2 separate regions of the Mus musculus genome follow, and region 2 is linked to region 1. Evidence: chromatin contacts called from ENCODE POLR2A ChIA-PET data. All regions are on one chromosome and are shown on one strand. The core of a region is the stretch at or near the end of the contact, and the rest is flanking DNA. Distances in the headings are between cores, read along the strand shown. Region 1 holds the start of Krcc1 (lysine-rich coiled-coil 1). Region 2 holds the start of Fabp1 (fatty acid binding protein 1, liver).

The links. ChIA-PET counts read pairs that join two places held with the same protein, here RNA polymerase II (POLR2A).
Region 2: POLR2A ChIA-PET joins it to region 1 with 10 read pairs in embryonic stem cell. The contact joins the promoter of Fabp1 here to the promoter of Krcc1 in region 1. POLR2A ChIA-PET finds 5 or more read pairs at or near these places in 4 of 5 experiments (Patski and embryonic stem cell).

The regions. Positions count from the first base shown.
Region 1 is chr6:71,267,812-71,274,370 of GRCm38, reverse strand. Krcc1 (lysine-rich coiled-coil 1) reads right to left here and starts at 2,694. Exons shown (of 3, transcript NM_001354706.1): 1 at 2,531-2,694. It overlaps Mir8112 (microRNA 8112), which reads right to left and starts at 2,700; the gene lies at 2,570-2,700.
Region 2 is chr6:71,195,818-71,202,376 of GRCm38, reverse strand. It overlaps Fabp1 (fatty acid binding protein 1, liver), which reads right to left and starts at 2,498. Exons shown (of 4, transcript NM_017399.5): 1 at 2,384-2,498; 2 at 597-769. The coding sequence starts at 2,450.

The sequences.
Region 1 (6,559 bases), core at 1,445-3,944:
ACTTTTTAAACTGCTGTTTTTTCATTTTTTGAATATTGCCAAATGTTCAAATGACTATTATAAGTCCAAACTTCCATGTTCTATTACTGTCCCAGCACACAGCCACACCACAGAAGGAATACCAGACTACCCGGAAGTCAGTCCAAAACTATAAATCTAATTTACACAGCCCTTCAGAAGTTTGCTTATTGTAAGGTTTCTAAACTTGACAATACTGATGTTTTCTCAGTAGGATAATCATATGTTGTATATAAGGGGGCTGTCTTTAGAGTGTTGCAGCATCTCTGTCCTATACCAAATAGATCACCTAAAGCATTTGCTTACTATGTTCCTTTGTCCAGTGGCTACAAGCAAAAATGTCTCTGGACATTCCAAATGAACGGAAGATGGGAAGCCTGGGTCAGACACATCCTTGGTTGAGAAGCACTGGGCTAGTCCAATTACCCCATTCAGTAGATGACACAACCCAAGACCAAGTGTGGGACTTTCCCAGGGTCATCAAGACTCCCATCTCACTAGTCTCATTTTCACTAACTATAAGTGGTACAGCAGTTATTACTATATGGACTATCACTCTGTCTTTTGCACATATTAGAATCACTGGGGAAAAAAAGTGATGTGGAAACTGGCAGAAAGGTTGGTTTTGTTTTTTCCATGAAGAGTTGATTGTGATCTGACCATAGAACTAAAAAAATTGCATGTTGACACCTAAAAACTATTCTGGCATACTTGGTGACAGACAGAAATTTTAACACACACAAATTCAGATAAAAAATTTTCTCAGGATATTCTCGGTTGATTGAAGATACTTATTTGATTGTAATAAATTTTTATAACATTCTTACTACATGGAAGTGTTCATAAAAATGTTTTAAGGATACTATTTTACTCCTGTGCTACTTCTCCAAATTGTGAAAGGACATAAAATACAGATATCATGAAAAAAGTTACTTTTAGTGTTATATTTACAGGTATTATATATAGAAAAGGAATCTAAATTATCCTGTGATAGTCTGGCTTCCATTATCTTTCACACTGGAGACAAGGAGCAATATAAGGTAAAAGTACTAAAAATAGTTTTTCTGTTTCTTGGTGTTTTACTGAACTCTTCTGCAGTGGGGAATCAAATGCCACGATATAAAATTATTTCCAAAACTGCTTTAAAGATTTATCTCACAGGTGCAGGCTGTCTCAGGTGTGTAGTACCTATAACACACACACACACACATCTACTGGGGTAGTCTACAGCTTTTGTGTTTTGGTAAATGTGTTGGTGAGAATGTCAAAACTCTCCAAACCTCCATCCATAAAAAGCGACTTAAATCACAATTTAACACGGTGCCCAGTGTCAAGTGCCTGGGACACCCCTGCCACACTTTAAGGAAAAGCTCTGGCTGTCAGGTTTACTGTTTATTTTAGCCCTCAACAGATGACACGCCTCCGTGTTTGTGATGCTGGGGTCTAAGGAGTTCTACCCACAGTAGAGCTCACTCTTAAAAAGCTAACAAATTCTGCCCGGTCCCAGGCCATTTTTGTTTTTTTTCCTGAGGTAGTGTTTCACTCTATAGCTCGTGCTGGCTAGGAATTCTCATGTAGACCAGGATGGCCTCTGCCCCTCCACTGCTAGGGATTTAAGGCGCTCAGCACCACGCCCAACAAAGACTCTAACTATCCCCTCATTTTAAGCTTATTTCCCACAGCTCAGCGGTCTTTCAGAGTCTATAGAAGCAATTCTTTGAAATGTAACTGGGATGAAGGAGGCGCCTAACTTCCTAGTTCTCAGCCGGCAGAAGCAATGCCTAACCCTTGGGGAGTTTTCACCTCTCCTGTCTACTTCAGGCCTTCTCTCCTTACACTTTTTTTTAAAGGCCAAAGTCACTCGGAGCACTCCAGAACACAGCTCAGTTCTGCTCCTAGTCAGTAGGGTTGGAATAAAATCTTGCTTCTCGCCACTCTCACACTGGTCAAAAAATGCTAAAACTCGGGTTACTACGGTCAAGAGACGTCTGGACATTTTTTTCTAACTCGTCTTCCTGGCAATCCAGAAGCCTAGAAAAGCTTCGGGGTGATCCGTCCCCTCCACCTCACCTCTCCTCTTCCTTGAGGAAACCTGGAAGCTCCCACCCTCCTGTCCAGAGCTCCCTAATTCCCCACTCATGCCTGTCGCTAAGTGGCCTGCTGGGAAGTCTCCTGTCCACGCTCCTGCACCAAACCGAGGCTGCTCTCTCCCGGGGTCGCTGGAGGACGGGGATTCCTCACTGAACCCCCACTGCCCTCGGCTCGGCCGCCTCTTCTCCTAGCCCCCTCGGACCTCGGCTTCCTCGCCAGGCCGTGAGGTCCCTCGGCCATGGCGCCGCGGATGCTGAGGGGTTCTGAGGAGAGAGTCAGGCGCTCCGAGGGGGGCCGCGCCCGGCTCTCGTCGGCCATTTCGAAGGCGCGGCGGGGCGGGGCCGGGGCGCTCGGCCTTCACCAGGCCGCGGGAGTTGAGGGCTGGAGCTCGGGCCGCCCCCGCCGCCGGGCGGGAACTCACCTTCTCTGAGGCAGGGGCGGGCGTCTACAACTACTGTCCCCCTCCCCGCCAACAACGCCGGCCGGGGGTCAGAGGCTGCGGTGGAGGTGGCGGAGAGGCAGAGACACCGCTGCCGCCGCCGCCGCCTCCGCCGCAGAGCAGGCGGGGTGGGAGGGGGGGAGGAGGCGGAGACCTGACTTCCTGAGGGGAAGTCGCCGCCACCACCCGCGGCTGACTGGACAGCGCCAGCGCCATGGCGGCGGGGGCGCGCAGGTGCGCGTGCGCAGCAGGGCGGCCGAGCCCTCGGGAAATTTTCTAGCCCCGCCCTCCATGTGTGCTCCGCCCCTTCCCGCCATTTCGGACTAACCGGCTCTGTCCGTGTGGGTAGGAGCTTGGGTGTCGGTCCTTCTTGCCATTGGAGGAAAGAAACCTAGTGACGAGGTTCAGCCCGGAAGCCAAAGTGAGTCTGGAAATGTATGGATCCACCGGCCAAAATATCTAAGAAACGCACATCTGCCTTTCCTCTTTCTTGTGCTCTTATATTAAGACTAAATATTAAGCACCATCCCTGCTCATGGTACGTTGCTAGCTAGCATAGTCCATAAATTCCCTCTTAGATTATACACGTTCGTGCATAGTATTCCTCAAAGCACACACACGGTATGCTCACCATACACGCTCCTATTACATAGATACAACATCACACAGGTACTACTAAAGTATATTTTAGTTTTCTTTACATGGTCATTATTTTGTGTGGAGCGGAGTGAGGGTGGGGCTCCTTTTACCTTATGCACCCCAGAAGTCGAACTCAGCTTCTGGGGCTTGGCAGCACACCGACCCATGTGTAATAGGGTCTTACTTTAGCTCAGGCTGGTCCCAAGCATGGATTGAAGTAATCACTTAAAAACCTCAGATGGACTGAGAAGCCCAGAGTTGACTGTTGACTGCTGAAGCTTCTGATAAGGAGATCCACATACCAGACCCGCTAGCCTCTCCCACTTCCTGACTGCAGGGGAACTGACCTGCAAATGGAATCTTCCAACCCCAAAGCTCCCTCCCTCCGCCTCCCCCCCCCCCTTTCAGTCCTACAAAACCCAACCCCTTACTCCCCAACACGTGCCACTTGGGCATAGTCTCACTTCCCTGAGAGACTGCAGCCCTTCAGTTCTGATTAAAGATCAGTTCTGTTTCAGGAGATGTCTGTCTACCCTTCATTTCCACTCGCCTTCACCAATCCCTTTCTATCATCTCTCAGTCTCGCAAGGGCTGAAATTTAACGAGTGAGCCAGGAAGCTCCACTAGGGTCTTTGGTTTTTAAAGCCGAAGACTGCTTTACTCCCAGGCTGGCCTGGAATACAGGATCCTTCTACCTCAGACTCCCAAGTGCTGGAATTAGAAGCCCCTTCACCCACTGGACCATGTTAAAGGCCCTGCTTCCGGTTAATACTACACTACTGTGTAAGTCAACAGGCTGCACTTGCTTCCGTTGCCAAGCATTGCCACTCCCCGACTGCCTAATAAACTCCGTCCGTAAAAGGCTTCACACAGAGACAAGCAGTCCATTAATGATTCCACGCTTATTAATAACACAGGGACAAGAGAGAACCTGAGGTTTTGGTCTGTGCTGTAATTAGACAACATATAATGGGCTATTATGTGAGTGACTTTCTCTCTTCCCTCTACCCTTTAAAAATATTTATTAATTTTATTTTTAAAATATTCTGTATTACATAAAAACTTACAAAGAAATAGAAACGTGGTGTTCCTAAAGATCTGCTCATAATCGTGTGTGTGTGTGTGTGTGTGTGTGTAGTGTGTTTCTTTTTTTGGCTTTTCGAGACAGGGTTTCTCTGTAGCCCTGGCTGTCCTGGAACTCATTTTGTAGATCAGGCTGGCCTCGAACTCAGAAATCCGCCTGCCTCTGCCTCCCAAGTGCTGGGATTAAAGGTGTGTGCCAGCCACCACGCCCTGCGTGTAGTGTGTTTCTGTGTGGAGACGGTATGTGCCCATGTGTGTGTGTCCTAGGAGGTCAGATGCATCAGATCCCCTGGAGACATGTCTGGTTATAAGTGGTCTGATGTGGGTTTTGGGAACCTGACTCAGGTCCTTTGCAAAAGCAGTACAGAGCTCTTAACCTTTGAGCCATCTGGGTAGCCCTTCACCTTTATTTTCAATGCCATTCCCCTTGTTTATTTAGCACCCCCTTAATTCAGTCTCTAAACGTTCTCGTTGGTCTCTCACATTGCTTATGGCACAAATGGATGAGCCTAGGAGTGTACGAGCTCTTCCTGGCCTGTTTAATATTGCCAAGCACTCTGACCATCCTATTATTAGACTCAGCAGGGGCTGGCAAGCATTTTCTGTAAAAGGTCATCAGTAAGCACTTTTGGCCCCGCTGGTTCCAAGTTTTCTAAGGGACATAGCCACCATGCTACAAATACATCTGTAGGAAAGACGTGAGCAAGTGAGTGTGCTTGCTTTCTGATAGTTATATTTAGAGTAACAGAAATTTGAATTTTGTCTAGGTATTTTGCTACAAAATTCATTTGCCTCCCCCCACCCCTCCACCAAACCATTAAAGACAGTAAAAACTATTTTTACTTCACAGCTGTAAAGGGCCCTGGAAATCTTATGCCCTAAATGAACTTTAGCACCAAGTAGAAAGGAAGTTGAAGGGTTGTGCCTTTTACTAACGTATAGGAGGTGAAGCACTTGCAGCTCCCTGGATTTGCCAATAGATGGTGATCTTTCTGAGTGTGTGTGTGTAGCTCAGCCAGTGGGTCTTTGACAGAGAGAACTTTGGAGGTTTTGCAGGGTGTGGTAGCATCCTTCTATTCGGCCAGGCACAGCAAAAACTTATTGCAAACTGTACTGGTAACATTTCCCCTTTACTTTTGGACTTTTATACCTATCCATACATATTCCCTAAACTGTGACATATATAACTGAGGAAACACAATTAATCACCCTCCCCAGGCCTCTGAGGTGATCAGTTGGAACAACAATGTATATGCACAGTGGGTACAGCTAAAGTTCTAAGTGCTACAACAAGCATCTGGAAACACATTCTACCAGAAGTTCAGGTCAGCAAGACGAACTCCTTCTTCCATTAGGAGGCTGTTTACACAGGAGTGGGAGTATACTGGCAATCCCAGCAATTTGGGAGGTTAATGCAGGACAATGACAGTTTTTAAAGGAGGAGCCGCATCAGCAGCAGGAGCCGCAGCAGCTGCAGGAATCTGAAGCATACCTAGGCTTTGTGATGATCTACCATTATCTCCAAAAAAGCCCTATTTTTTCACTACCTTTGAGAATATAGTCCCAGCTGGTCCCTTCCAATCACCAGCCCAACAGCTAGTGCCAGTACTCACACTCTCGGCGATGCTGCTGTGTGTCCTAGGGAGCAAAGGACAACCTTAAACAATAAAGACTCTGCTCATCTCCAATTCCCAGAGTGACAAGAAGGTAGCACCTGAGTGACATTAAACCCTGTTCCTTAATATTTATTTTTATTAATTTGATATTACATTTGTAAGTATGTCTCTGTATAGACACGTATACATGAGTCCAGGAGCTGTCAGAAGCCAGAGGTGAAGTGTCCACCAAGAACTAGAGCTAGAGTTGGTTGTGACCTTGTAGCATAGACACTGAGAACCTAACTGGGGCCCTCTGCAAGAGCAGTATAGCACTCACAGCCTGAACCATCTCTCCAGCCCCTAGAACTGTTATGTTATCATAGAGAAGATTTTAAAACACTTTAATATATTCTGGGGTCTTTTTAATGAATGTGTCTTCTTGTTGATTAAAGAAACAATTATATCCCTTTTGTTCAGCACTCCAAGAAGAAATGCTTACTGCATTATAAAGTCACGTTAGAGACTTCAGTTCCCCTTTAGAGATTTGTGTACCCAGATTTGTCAACCCCGGTTTTAGCTTTCACTGTCATAGTGAATAGGTTTGGAAGTGCAAAGATCTGACCACCTCTGCCTCCTTCTGTAGTTATTCTACCCAAACATATGGAAATGAGCCTTCCATACTGCCGCAGAC
Region 2 (6,559 bases), core at 1,249-3,748, 72 kb after region 1:
TCAGGAGAAACCCCGCCCTCCCTTCTCTTTGACTTGTAAAAGAGGCAGAAATAAGAGCAACCAGAAGTGATAAAGAGACTCTTGTTGAATTTGAGGCACAAAGCTTCCTGGAAAGGGCAGGGACAGAGAACAGAAGCACATTACACTCGCTACCCTAGGCTGTGCAGGACTCAGACGGGGGCAGGGGCGGGGATGACAGGACCCACAGCCTCTGGATCTCTCTATCACCTGTCCATTAGTCACACAGCCCACAGACAGCTGGCATTGCTGCCTGGAACCATCTCCCAGCGGACGTAAAGCTGCCCTAGCTCAGATGAAGGTTTTCACTGACACCAATGTGCCCCAGTTCTAGGCTTTCCTTGAAGGACTCTGAGAGCCAGGAGCACTGTGCCTGGGAGACCTGAGACTGAGGCTCCTTCTCTGTGCTCCATTATCCCCACATCCTCCTCCATTGTGAGAGCCCAGATGCCCACGATCCCTGAGACAATGAGAAGTCTACTCTCAAAGCTCTCTGTGTCTCCTGCCTGAAGTAGTTTCAGTGACATGGTCTCCGTTAGGAGAAGTTCTGGGAAAGAGATGGAGGTGGAACTACATACCTTGACTTTTTCCCCAGTCATGGTCTCCAGTTCGCACTCCTCCCCCAGGGTGAACTCATTGCGGACCACTTTGGGTCCATAGGTGATGGTGAGTTTGATTTTCTTCCCTTCATGCACGATTTCTGACACCCCCTTGATGTCCTTCCCTTTCTGGATGAGGTCCTCGGGCAGACCTGGTAGAGACCATGTAAAGTTAAAAACTGGGAGAACAGAGACCCCACACATTTCCATACAGTAGTCCTGTGAGCAGTTAGGTCTTTGCCTTCTGATGCGGAAAGTCGGTAGTCTGCTAGTACTTTGCCAGTTAGTACTATTATTTTTTGAGACAGGGTCTCTTGCAGCCTAGGTTAGCCTTAACTCACTCTATGGTGGAGGATGACCTTGAGTGTCTGATCCTCCTGCTTCCACATCCTTAGTGCTAAAATCGCAGTCATGTGCCATTGTACCTGGCTTATATGGTGCAAGGGATTGAACCCAGGGCTTCATGCATGCTAGGCAAACACTCTACCAACCGAGCCACATTCTCAGCCCAGCGATTCATTTGTTGTAAAGACCCTTCCCTCTGTGGCTCCCTGCTTCTTACTCATCCTCCCCTCCACCCCCCACAGATCCCTCCTTCTTTAGTGGCCTGGCTCTTAGAGTGGGAACACTTCATCCTCCAGAATGTTTAGCTTCCAAATCCAATTACCTTTGAAGTGATATGGGAGCTACAGATAATTAGGCCATGCACAAAGTAGGACCATGCCTGGCAAACTTGCTGTGGCCTCTGGAGTCAAGGCTCTTGGGGGTAATGTACAAAAATCCTTTACCCTAGAATAGGGCTTTTCAGATTTCAGAACAAATCTGTGCTTTTACATGAACAGGAGTTCACAAGAACCGGGGAGTTCACAGTGACAGTGGAGGGTCCCTTGCAAAACTAAGGGATCCTCACATTCATGATCTTTGACTTGTCTGCAAAAGAAGCTCTGAGTCCTAGGATGACCCGAGAGTCCTTTCCCCACTCTTGCTGTTCCTCATCTTTTCCATGTTGGTAACCCCCTTTGTTCCACTTCCCCCTCTGCCCACAGGCCTCTTTCTTCCTGTTATATACTCTTCTCTCCCTGGTTCCAGGCTCAGCTTTCATCATCACAGTCTCCCCCGTACCTGAGTACCCTGGGAGACATAGGGTGTTTAAATAGGGTCTCTGGGACCCAGCACCTGCTTCTAACTCCAACACAAACACTCTCTAAACTGTGAGCCTCATCACAGCTACCTCACCTACCCCAGTCGCCTCAACTGTAAAATGGGAAAACAGCTCAGTTTTATGGTGAGTATTTACTGTGGGCATTGCATGGCAATGCCTGGTATAGAGTCATACATATTAGGAGACACTTCATTCCATTTATCTCCAAATAACTGGTCAAGATTGTAGCTTTGTCTCTGAACATTGGTCAGGATTGTAGCCTATCACACTCTGTCTCTCTGGTATATGTACAAGCATGGGGTTGGCGTATGGTTGGCCTTGAATCAATGTTTGCTAGAAAGTGAGTGAAGGAACAAGGTCTTAGAATAAAGTGCCATGAGACACACACTTCGAACCAGTTCATCTTCCAATGTAGGGTTGTTTCCACTTCCCTGGAGTAGCTTTGTCCAGTGGGGAGCAGTAAAAGTAACAAGAGAGCAGGAGAGTCACTGGAGAACTCCTCAATTCGGTATAGCCTGGACCCCTCCTTCCACCTCAACACCAGACCTGGACTATCTGTTGATAGTAGGGCTAGCCCCTCGTTGCTGTCATAATCACCACTCACCTATTGCCTTCATGAATGGCTCAAAGTTCTCCTGGCTCTGCAATTGGTACTTGCCGGAGAAGTTCATGGTGGCAACGAGGCTTCCTTTCCACAGCTGACCACAACAGCTCTGCCTGCCAGGTCACCCACTGTTGCCTATTTTATAAGGGGATTCTTCCTCCTCAGATATAGGCCATAGGTCAGTGATTGTCGATTTATTTATGGCCAGGCTCAAACATTAACTCCTGAGAGCAATGGTCAACGATAAAAATCAGAGTGGGCAAGGCAGAGGTTTGTTCTAATTCAGCAAACATTAGTGAGTCCAACCAAGGGCAAAGCTCTCTGTAAATGTTGCCTTTATGGTGACTTAACCCTACTCATGAAATAAGTGTGCATGGTTGAAATGTATGTTGACAAATGTATGTATGTGCAACATACATACATTTAGAAATAATTTAGAAACATGTGAATCACATCTCCAGCAATGCACATATGCATATATACCTAAGTGCACATATGTATGTGTTTGTACATGTGTACACTTGTATGTATGCATATATTTATATACATGTCACTACATATCCATATGTACATACATAAACACACATACGTGTGTGTGTGTGTGTGTGTGTGTGTGTGTGTGTGTGCGCGCGCATTACATGGGGAGAAATACCTTTGAACTCAAAACCTTTTTCATATAACCTTATGTTTATTTCTCATTTTTTATTATTATACAAACATAATTTTACATACATTTTATCAGTCCTTAAAGCTGTTTTGTATTTTGAGAATTCTTCTTCAATGATTCCAAGCAAGCCTCAATCCAGGCAAGTCTCAGTCCAGGCAAGCCTTAGTCCAGACAAGCCTCCCCTTTGAAGGCATCTACTGTCAGCAGGTGTAAGCTCTTTAACTAAAGCAGCAGTCTGAAAACTTAGATTATTTTATCTGCTAGAGACAAGTCCAGCCAAGAAAGATGGCATTACCTGCTGACTTTGTCCCATCCCTGCCTCACAACTAAGAACAGGGCACTAAGATGGTACACGGGCATTCAGCCTGACTAGAAGTGGCCTTGGGGAAGAGGCCTAAGGATGCTTCCAAAGATCTCTGATGTTCTTGTTTGTCATGGGGGAATTGTCACCCAGAGCATCTTCATCTCCCCATTCCAGCATCCTAGGCAGTTCTCAGCAAGTGCCACTTCACAGCCTATTTCTCTTCTGTTTAGACTTTAGCATCAGCCTCATTACTCACAGCCATCGGCCCTCCATCCTCTAGTCTTTTCTGCCCCGAGGCTACATAGACTTATAAATCTGAGGCTGGGGTATGCCATGCCTCAGTTTTGAACCCATGGTCCCTATTGCTCTAGCAGTGACAGGCCCCGGATAGCGTGGAAGGTCTGTGTCTACTGTCCTGACTGTGATGACTGCTCAAAATAGAGCTTGCACTTTGCTTTCATTTTTGTCTTGCAAAATGACTGCCATTGTCTAAGCTTCTAGTGAGGCTGTTAGGCTTGCCAAACCCAGCCTCATCACCCACCTTTCCCTAGAGGTCACAGGCATAGGCCAGCTGAAGGTGTCGGGGTATTTCTTCCTCTATGTTTGAATTTGTGTCTCTTCTACACTTTTCCTGTCCTCCAGCTGTCTGCCTCCCTGTAACTCCTCCCAGCTAGTGGGCCTACCCCCATTCTGTCTCCTCCATTCAGCTGGGCTGGCTTCTCTGCATTCTTCCTCATTGTGCTCCTTCCTTGGGAGTCTTGATGGAGAGCACATGAAATGAGCTCAATCAGTGATGGTTCAGCAAAGAGAAACCTCCAAAAGATAACGCGGCCACGGCTCTTGTGGTGCAGAAGTAGTAGGAGATACAGAGTAGTGAGATCAGCAAGCTGGTCCTGTAATCAGTGAATCACATGAGCTCTGAGGCAAGGGGACTTGAGGGGAAGTACGAATGTGTGCCTGCAGCTTGGTTGAGAGGCCAGTGGGAATAGGCGTGAAAGGGATGGAAACTGTTGCTCCAGCCCTGAGAGCCCACCTCTCTCTTCTCTCTTTTCTCTCTGTAACCCTGCTCTGCCATCCCCAGCCTGTGCTAAGCCCACAGAGACAGATCTCGCATGGAGTCCTCTCTGTTCTTGGCCAGTTCCCTCCCACTTGCATCATAATCGCCAAAATGACAAAATGCTCTGGATACCCGGCCCATTTGCCTTGCCGCTGCTCTACACTCCACCCAGAAACGTGCTGGGTTGCAGTGTCCGCCTGTAGGCCTTACAGTTCTGGTGGGTGAGAATGAGGGGGAGGAATTTGAACTGATAAGAGCTCATGTTAAGTGCATCAGTGGCTCAGGAAGATGTCTTAGGACGAACAGCTATGCCAGCCTACAGTAGGGGTGTACACTATCACCTCAATCGCACAGATTCCCCAGAACCTCTGCAGTTTGCTGCTTCTGATCCAGCCAAATGTTGGAATCTACACGGTCTGAGACCTCATTCACCCCTGACAGGTGGTATTTATATGTACCTGATTTGGGTGAGGTCATTACCTTTGGCATGATGAGAGCAGAGGCATCAGTTGAGTGTAGCAGAGGCAGATTCTGGCCCTGGCACAGTTGACCAGAGCAGAGACATCAGTTGAACATAGCAGAAGCAGATCCTGGTGCCGGCAGAGTTGACCACTCTGCTTTTCCTGATCACCCCTCTTCTAATAATGCTGAAGACACGAAGCTTCATGGTTCCCACACTGAAATAATCCACAGAGAACAATACAGACAAACACACAGACTAAGTCAACTAAGAGTATATGAGTTCTTTAATTTTGGTTGGTGACCAAGAGTGAGCTAATTTCTCAGTGTCTCTTGGTACTAAAGGTCAGGGAGACAGTATTTTAAAAGGCAAACCCCACAGAAATCATAATTTATATAAAGCTAGGTGAGGGTCAGAGTAACCATGAAACATTCATTTTTTGACAGTTCATAGTAATTATCTTAGTAATTATTTTCATTACAATTATTTTTGACTTATACCTTCTTCACTTAGTTTATTTTGTGTTAAGTTTGTATAAACTTAATACATCTGGACCATAGTCAGGGTCGTGAAAATCTCATATGTGTTGCCAAGGCTGGTGTGACTGTTATGAGGAAGAGGGCCGAGAGCTATCTAAGAAAACACAAAATGGAGCCAGGACAAGATGATGCTACCTTGGTCACTTCAATATCAAATTAGGGCTGTCCCTGAGCATCCTTGTGTGTTAAGAATTTATGTCCATTTGTAGTTACCCAACTGCTTGCACACTAGGACAGAGTAGGCAAAGTGGCTCAAAGGATAATGAGAACACGCAAGGTACCTTCTTGCTCTGAGCCTAGAATGTATATCTTTTAATGTGACTTAGTCTAGGAAGGGGATGATCTAGACACCAATCTCTAAGTGGGACACTGAATTTTTGTATTTACCTAAGTAATGAATTTAAAAGTCTAGTCTGTTAAGAAGTTGCATTGGAATTTTGTTGGGGGATCTTGTGTGTGTGTGTGTGTGTGTGTGTGTGTGTGTGTGTAAATGACTGGATGAAGTACTTAGTGAAAGCTTGTTTGAAACTGCATCCTGGGCAACAAGATGGAGAAAGCAATGATTCCCTTGTACAGAAGACCAGAAAAGGCCTGGAAGGGAAGCAGAGGGACCTATGAGGCTGTAGGCAGTGCTCCAGTGACTGCCAAGTCTGCTGCCCTCTTACTCAATACACTAAACTCAAACAAACAAGTGAGCAAACAGGAATAAGAGGAACCAGTGAGGGTTTAGAGCAACAGGCTGCTAAGATACCTCCACTGGGCAAAGCCCCTGCTTTGCCAGAGTTGATTCTGGTGCTAGTTCTTTTCTTCAAAGTGAATGCTATCCTTGTTTTAAACCCTTTCCTTCTCCTTCAAAGGCTTCTGAAGATGGAGTTGTTGGGCTGGAGATATGGCTCATAGGCACAGGTGACCTATGCCTGTCTGATGATCATGCAAGAGTGGAGCCCCGTGAAACAGCTATGACCATACCTGAGCTCCTTTCATTATATCTGTCATAGAGAGCCACTTCCACCGGAATGTGGGGTCAATGAAACTCGGGGCTTGGTGTTTCGGTGTGCCATGATGGCTGCACAAACCTAAAAAGGCTGGATTTGTGTGCTCGTTGCAGAATGTAGGCGCAGCATCCCAGCATGAAGTTGGAATTTGAGT